3 separate regions of the Homo sapiens genome follow, and all the other regions are linked to region 1. Evidence: chromatin contacts called from ENCODE Hi-C or POLR2A ChIA-PET data. All regions are on one chromosome and are shown on one strand. The core of a region is the stretch at or near the end of the contact, and the rest is flanking DNA. Distances in the headings are between cores, read along the strand shown. Region 1 holds the start of UNC93B1 (unc-93B1 regulator of TLR signaling). Region 2 holds the start of CLCF1 (cardiotrophin like cytokine factor 1). Region 3 holds the start of PPP1CA (protein phosphatase 1 catalytic subunit alpha).

What was found. Hi-C counts contacts between places; a loop is a spot of excess contacts on that map. ChIA-PET counts read pairs that join two places held with the same protein, here RNA polymerase II (POLR2A). Pooled maps may share reads with other maps.
Region 2: a pooled map shows a loop between it and region 1 (4-fold over the local background). The contact joins the promoter of CLCF1 here to the promoter of UNC93B1 in region 1. A Hi-C loop is called at or near these places in 2 of 50 pooled maps. POLR2A ChIA-PET finds 5 or more read pairs at or near these places in 2 of 52 experiments (PC-3 and activated CD4-positive, alpha-beta T cell).
Region 3: a pooled map shows a loop between it and region 1 (6-fold over the local background). The contact joins the promoter of PPP1CA here to the promoter of UNC93B1 in region 1. A Hi-C loop is called at or near these places in 4 of 50 pooled maps. POLR2A ChIA-PET finds 5 or more read pairs at or near these places in 2 of 52 experiments (BJ and H1).

The regions. Positions count from the first base shown.
Region 1 is chr11:68,002,835-68,005,353 of GRCh38, forward strand. It overlaps UNC93B1 (unc-93B1 regulator of TLR signaling), which reads right to left and starts at 1,263. Exons shown (of 11, transcript NM_030930.4): 1 at 1,114-1,263; 2 at 823-964; 3 at 188-341. The coding sequence starts at 1,209. RefSeq lists enhancers at 1-15, 116-165, 266-315, 1,220-1,763, 1,764-2,306 and silencers at 616-1,025, 1,086-1,385.
Region 2 is chr11:67,372,338-67,374,856 of GRCh38, forward strand. CLCF1 (cardiotrophin like cytokine factor 1) reads right to left here and starts at 1,261. Exons shown (of 3, transcript NM_013246.3): 1 at 1,187-1,261. The coding sequence starts at 1,202. The region is part of intron 2 of LOC100130987 (a long non-coding RNA gene); the gene reads left to right. RefSeq lists silencers at 650-989, 1,550-1,599.
Region 3 is chr11:67,400,596-67,403,114 of GRCh38, forward strand. PPP1CA (protein phosphatase 1 catalytic subunit alpha) reads right to left here and starts at 1,263. Exons shown (of 7, transcript NM_002708.4): 1 at 1,133-1,263; 2 at 473-604; 3 at 94-324. The coding sequence starts at 1,187. RefSeq lists a silencer at 745-1,524.

The DNA.
Region 1 (2,519 bases), core at 13-2,512:
TTCCTGTTTCCTTCCCCAAATCCGAGTTTCACCCCCTTCACTCTCAGGCTTCCGGGTAGAAAAAAACCTCTCCCTTGTTCCCTCGCCCCACAAACACCCCGGCAGATGGACACCTCCTGGCCCGCCGGCCTCTGTACCCCTCCGAAATGGGAGTACCGCAGCATCCCACAGGAGCAGCCGCGCCCACCTGATGAGCACAGGTGTGTAGAGCAGGGCGGCGATGGGAGTCACGTTGATGCCCATCAGCATTTTGCTGTCGATGTCGGGCAGCCCCATGTTGCCATACTTCACCTCGCGGTAGGTCTCGTCGTAGTGCAGGATCAGCTGCATCTGCAGGAGGCCTGGGGACAGGACAGAGAGCGGCGTGCAGGGAGCAGCCTAGCTTTGGGCGCCACCGAGCAGAAGACGGCATGCAGGCCTCGCAGGGAGCTCCAATCACCGAAGGCATTCCCGCTGACAGCGCCCCTCAGGACAGCGGGGTTCCCGGGCTGCGCCACGCCTTCTGCCAGCCCGCGGCCACTTGGCCAGCTAAGCCCAGACCCCCACCCGCCTTGCTCCGCCGGCCTCCAATTCTGACGGTGGCAGGTCTGTCCGGGAGCCCGGACCCCCGTCCCCCACCCACACCGAGGCTCTGGCTGGGACCCGGGGACGCTGCGCTACTTGACCCCCCAACCCCACCCCCGCCGCGGGGGGCCGTGGCTGCAGCTGCGAGGGCAGCGGAGGGGAAGTGAGAGCGGGCGGGAGGCGGCGGCCCGCGGTTTCTGTTTCCCGGGCCGGGCTGGGAGCGGGCGGGGCGGCCCCGGGTCCCCGAGCGGCACCTACCCAGGTAGACGCCGTAGGTGAGCATGCCCCCGGCGCTGGCAGCCAGCACGTTCTTGAGCACGCCCAGGCGCTTGCGGCGGTAGTAGCGGCGCTCCTCCTCCTCCTCGTTGTAGTTGGGGTACGCGCCCACCAGCTCGTCCAGCTGCGAGCCACGCACGCCGCTCGCACCCGCGATCGCGCCCCGAACCCGTGTCCCCCGGTGCCCGCCGCCCCCCGGCCCGCCCCGCCCCCGCCGGGGGGACCCTGGCCCACAGGGGACGCCCGCGCCTCGCACTCCGGGTCCCCGCTCACCGGGGCCTCGGGCCCGTCCGGGACCCCGAGCAGGTCCTCGTCGCCCTGCGGCCCCGCAGCCCCCGCCATCGGGTAGAGCGGCGGCTCCGCCTCCATGGCCCGAACTACTGCGGACTCGCGGCGGTCGCCCCGGAGTCCCTGCGACCGCCCGGCCACTTCCTCCCGGCGGCCGGGACCTGCCCCCGCCCCGCCCTGTCCCGCCCTGCGGGCCGCCTCCTCCAGGACACGTGTGTGTGTATGTGTGTGTGCGCGCGCGCGCGCGCGTGTGTGCAGGGGCCTGCCTGTGTGTGCCCTCTGGGGTGTGAGTTCGAATCCCCACTCAGCCACCTCCTGGCCCTGTGACTTTAGGAATTAACTCCATTTCTTTGTGCCTCGGTTTCCTCCGTTTCCTCGACGGTAAAACAGAAATACATGGCACTACCCCCGGGGCCATGGCGGAACTATTGAGTTAATGCAAAGCCTTGGAAAAGTGCCAGGGTTGCCTGGCTCCCTTAAGCTCCCCTCAGGGTTGCCTGGGTCGTCCCCAGCCCCACCTCCAAGCCTGCTGTTACAGCTCATCAAAGAGCACTGCAGGGACAGTAGCGTCACCACCTGGACCCCACCTCCCACCACCGGACGCTACAGCCAGAGCCCACCTCCCATGTCCCCATCCTGCTCCAGTTTGGGCTGTGCAAATGGGAGCTTGAGTGGGTCCTGGGAGGTGGAGATTGTGATCCCCACTGAACTACATGGGGGACCCTGCCACAACCATGTAGTGGGGCCCAGAGCCACCTGCCCCCATCCTGCTGGGCACTGGATCCCGGGCTGCAGCGGGAGCCTGTGGTGGGGCCGACACTCCAAAGCACTGGCTACCACCGACCTGGCTGGAGCCACGGGGCCACTTTTGAAAATATCCAGATTCTCTCCCCTGGGTTCCTTCTGGTTTGAATGCTCTTCCTGCTGCGCCTCCCAGGTGGCTTCCTTCCCACTCAGCTCTCAGAACAAGAGACCATCCCTGCAGAGAATGCAGTCCCTTCACTTCCCTTCTGGTTTTCCATGCCCTCCCTGTGCACCCCCCTCCACCCACTGCTCTTTAGGTACATCCTCTCCCAAATGCAGAGGATGGCATTGGGCACCTACTGAGTGATCAATACTTGTGACTGGATGGGTGCATGAGTGACTGGATGACAAACACCTCCCACCCCGCAAGGATTGCTGGGAAGGTGGGGGGAGGCGTGAATCTGCAGTGGCTTCAGGCTTCCAGGAGGTAGAACTTTCTCCAGGTGACGATGCCCAAGTGCAGATGTGGGGAACAGACAGGTGGATTCATGCAGGTGGGTGGCTGGAAGTGGGAGACAGGAAAGGAGCCGAAGAGAGGGCAGGGCCCGAGGCGCAGGGGCAGGGAGGAGGTGGGAGAGTATGGCTAT
Region 2 (2,519 bases), core at 11-2,510, 630 kb before region 1:
TGGGGAGGGCTCCAGAAGCCCAGCACGGAGTTGTGGAAAGGAAGGCGGGTGGGGAGAGCAAGCATGAGGGGACCTCTGGCGAGCCCCGGGGACTCTTTCGAAGGTTTCCTTCGAGGGGCTCGGCCGGGAAGCTGCACGGCGGCGGTTGCCAGCTGGCCCTCCCTGCTGGCGGTGACCTCTCGCTCTGGGACCCCTCCCGGCGCTGCGCCTTCCCCCTGTGTGGCCTCGGCGCCCCCGGCCCCGCCCCCTCCCGCTCCCGCCCGGTCGCTCCTTCCCCGCGGCGGGGGCGGGGGCGGGGGCGGGGGCGGGGTCCGGGGCACCGGGCTCCGGGCTCTGCCCGGCGCTGCCCTTTCCCGCGCGTCAACTCCCCTCCTGCCCGGGCTGAGCGGCTGCTCCCGCCGCTCCCTGGCCAGTGACAGACTTTTTCCTGCCGGGTCCGGCCCGGCTGCGCCAGCCCCCCGCCAAACAATAATCACTCCCAGGCCACGGTGGCCCGGGGGACTCGCGGCCGCCGCCCGCCGCCCCTACCTGCCGCCGGCTCCCCGGCCGTGGGCACCATGGAGGGTTCCGGCCGCGCGGCGCGTAGCTAGGAAGCCGCGAGTCCCGCGGCGCGGCTCGGCCCGTCCGGCCCGGCCCAGCCAGGCTCGGCGCTGCCCTCCGCCCTCCTCTCCGCCGCCCGCCCTTCCTCCCGCCCGCCCTCCTACCCCTCCCGGCGGGCCGGGGAGGGAGAGCGGCGCGGCCCGAGGTGTCGGCCTCCCCTCGCCTCCCGCCGCCCGGCCTCGGGCTCCCCCGGCCTCCCTCCCTCTTCCTCTCCCAGCCCCTCCTCCCACCCGCAGCCTCGCTCCCCGCCTCGGACTCTCTGGCCCCGACTGGTGCGCGGGGCTCTGGGGCTGCGGCTCCTACGGCCCGCCTCGCTGGGGCTCCAGGTTGCCGCCTCCCCAGGTCTGCGATCGTCCGGGCTCCCCGCCGCTCCCGGCCACCTCCTGGCCCCGCCGTGCGGACTCCAGGAATGCCGCGTCCCCGCCCGGCCCCTCTCGAGGGCGCCCAGCCGTGCCTCCCCCGGCCCGAGCCCAGCTCCCTGGCCCGGCCCCGGCGCGGGGCTCCCGGGGGTCAGGGCAGGACGGGAACCGGATCTCGTGGCTGCTTGGCGGGGCGGGGGTCGGGGCCTCGGCCGCCTGGCTCCTACCTGCTCGGAGGTCCATGGGGCTGGGGCCGGGCCGGCCGGGTGCGGCTCCTCTCCCGGAGGCTGGCGGAGTGGGAGGGCGAGCCGCGGCTCCGGCGAAGCTTTAATAATCCCATCCGCCAGGCCCACTCGCAGGTTTTTTTCGCTCGGTTTCGGATTTTTTTTTTTTTTCGGTGTGGGACATTCTGCAAACTTTTTTTTTTTTTTTCTGACGTGTAAAGCTGTAACCACAAATTGTAGCGGCCCTCCCCGGGGTGGGGGTAGGAGGGGGGAGGAGGGAAGGGAGGGCTTCTGGGGCTCCCTCTCCCTCCCACAGCACCGAGGGGGGGTGAGGTGAGGCGAGGCTGTGGCGGTACCACCCTGGGCCTCCTGGGGGAGGGGGCGGGGAGGCCATCAGTCCGTCTGAGGACTCCCAGGAGCCGGGGGACAGCGCCGGCTTCGGGTGGGCTTCTCCCCAGGCGTTGGCCTGGGACACCGCCCCCTGCCCCCTGTCCCCTGCCGATGCGGGGTCCCTGATCCAACCTACCTCTGCCTGTGCGAGGTCCCTGCTCCCACCCTACCTCTGCCTCCTCATCTCTAACCTTCCCTCCTCCTCCCCCTTGAGTAAATGCAATGACACATTCTCCCAAATGCCAGCGAGCTGGCCTGGGAGCAAGTGATGGTGTTTTTCCTGCTGCCCTTTGTCTGGGCTGACCGCCCCCCCTGCCTATTGTCCCGCCGCTTGTCCCATTTCCAAAAGCTAGAGCTAAGCGAGGCGCTGGGGCTGGGGCAGGTGACTAACCAGCTCACAATGCCCCCTGCGGGGGAGGAAGAGGGCACTGCAGGCCCACTGCCCGGCCCAGAGGCGAGAAGAGGCCACTTGGCGGGACTTTTTCCCTCAAGTTCACAAGGTTCTTCATTCTTCCTCCAGTGACCAGGGAGAATGTACATGGGTGGGGGATTTGTAATTCATTAATCAGCACGAGGCAACGGACCAGTTTCAACACCACAGGCTTCTTGGGTGACTCAGCGGGAATGCTCCGATTCAAGGCGATGGACCGCCCGAGCGTCCCCATTTGTGAAATGTTTCCCCATGAAGACCCTGGCATTCTCCTTCCTTTGGGGTTTCGGGTTGTTGGTTTTTCCGGTGGTGAGGTGGGGGTGGCTTAGCGGTGAGGGCTCCCCCTCCTTCCCGCAGGCCTGGGTTGGGATTTGCTGGGCAGGATACCTGGGGGTATGCCTGGACCCTCCCAGAGGGGGTCCCCTCCTCCCTCTCCAAGGGCTGCCGGGGAGAACACGCTCAGAGGAGGCAGCTCTAACCCAGGGCTGGGGACTGCCCTGCTTCATGATTTTCCTG
Region 3 (2,519 bases), core at 13-2,512, 600 kb before region 1:
GTCTGTCAGATATCAGGCCAATGTGAAGGTCCCACTGAATGGCAAAGAGTGCGGTTCAGGACCCGGGCAGCCCCAGACGCTCAGACCACTCACACTCATCGTAGAAACCATAGATGCGGTTGATGCTGGCACACTCGTGGTTCCCACGGAGCAGGAAGAAGTTCTCGGGGTACTTGATCTTATAGGCCAGCAGCAGGCAGATGGTCTCCAAGGACTGCTTGCCCCTGTCCACATAGTCCCCCAGAAAGAGGTAGTTGCTCTCGGGAGGGAAACCGCCATACTCAAATAGTCGCAGAAGGTCGTAGTACTGGCCGTGTATGTCACCTGTGACCCAGGGAACCGGGTAAGCTAGATGCAAGGTCTAGACCTGAACCCAGGGCCAGGACTGCGCTCAAGGGAGGAGGGCTCCAGGAACTCTGTGGGGTCCAGTGCCACTTTTAGGAAGGCAAGGGGACCTGGGCCGGGGGCTCACCGCAGATCTTGAGGGGTGCCTCCAGCTCCAGAAGAATGGGCTGGCTCAGAAAAATCTCCCGGGATTTCAGGCACAGACCGCGGATCTCGTTCTCTGTCAGCTGTACATTCTTGCCAGGCCGCGAGCCCTGCACTGGGGCGCAATGGGGTGTCAGGACCCTGGACCCTGACAGGAGGAGGGTGGGCGACACGGGTGGCCCCATGGATACCTCCGGGGGCGCCTAGGCCTCCTCGGCCCCTCCTTGCCCACAGGCAGCTGTTGCTGCTGAGCCTCCCGGGACCGCGGCCTCAAGCCTCCCAGGGGAAGCCCCCAGCTACCCTCAGCGCCTCGGGAGGCGACTGTCGTGCGCAGGGGGCTGCCACCAAAAACCTCACAGCGCAGGACCCCTTCCTGGACCGGGCTTCCCGGGTTTCTCCCTCGCCCCAAGAGCCCAGGCAACCCGTGCGCCCCCAGCCCGGGAGAGGGGGGGAGCTGCTCCGCGCGTCGGAGCTGGCCCCGGACCTCTCAGGCGCGTCCGCGGGGGGGCAGCTGCGGCCACGGAACCTCGCTGCCCGTCCCCGCCCAGTCTAAGCTGGCCCCGGGGGCCCGCCCGCGCGCCACTTCCGGGCCGGGCAGGGGGCCAGGGCGCGGCGGACGCGGGCCTCCCCCGCCCCGACCAACCTTCCAGCAGGCGCCCGATGATCGAGTCCAGGTTGAGCTTCTCGCTGTCGGACATGGCGGCGCCGCCGCTCCAGCCCAGCAGCTCCTGGCCCGCTCCTGCCTCCCGCCCTCCGGCAGCCTCCTTCCGGCCTGGCTCTCCTTCCGCCCGCCCCAGTCCGCCCCCGGCCCGCGGCCCCGCCTCCAGGCCTCCCGGGCCCGCCCCGCCCAGTCCCCCGCCCTCTAGCGCCCCCGCTGGACGTGAGGCGCGGCGGCCCGGGGGGCGGGGCCTCGGCGGCGGGCTGGGGGCGGGGTCTGTCGGGGGCGTGACCAAGCTGGTTACGCCCCAGAGGAGGCGCCCAGCCCTGTTCAGAGGATGTGGGGCCGGAAGGACTGTGGAAGTTGTTTTTCTCTTTCAAAAGCCCAACAGACTTTCCCACCCCTTCCCTGGGTGGAAGGTGTTGTGAACATGTTAATAACCGGCTGCTAGGCACTGAGGGTTAACTGCTCCAAGTGCAGGAAAGGAAACTGAGGCTCAAGAGATAAAAACAGCCTGGACCTCGCATTCACGGAGGACCCCCCACTTCTTCGTGGGTCTCTGTGGCGCCCAGGCGGCTGACCACACTCAAAGACAGCTACGGCTGAATTCCCAGCGCACTTTGGTCCTTGGGGCATGCTAAATTAATATTTTCTTATAAGTCCCATAATTCGCTTTTTTTTTTTGAGACAGAGTTTTGCTCTGTCCCCCAGGCTGGAGTGCAGTGGCGCGACTTTGGCTCACTGCAACATTCACTTCCCGGGTTCAAGCGATTCTCCTGCCTCAGCCTCTGGAGTAGCTGGGATTACAGGCGTGCGCCACTGTGCCCAGCTAATTTTTGTATTTTTAGCAGAGGTGGGGTTTCGCCATGTTGGCCAGGTGGCCTTGAACTCCTAACCTCAAGTGATCCACCCCCCTTGACCTCCCAAAGTGCTAGGATTACAGGCGTGAGCCAACAAGCCTGGCCCCATAATTAGCTTTTGAGTAGCACAGTAATATTGCAGGGTGTGCACATAAAAATAATTACTTTATGAGCAGACGTGGCTGGGCACAGTGGCTCACGCCTGTAATCCCAGGACTTTGGGAGGCCTAGGCGGGCGGATCATTTGAGGTCAGGAGTTCGAGACCAGCCTGGCCAACATGGTGAAACCCCATCTCTCTAAAAATACAAAAAGTTAGCTGGGCATGATGGGAGCCTCCTGTAATCCCAGCTACTTGGGAGGCTGAGGCAGGAGAATCGCTTGAACCTGGGAAGTGGAGCCCAGGCGACAGTGCGAGACTGTCTCAAAAAAAAAAAAAAAAAAAAGAAGAGCAGACGATAAATGAACCTTAATTCTTGTTGGAACCCTGAGTTGGTGCTTTACATGCCAGTAA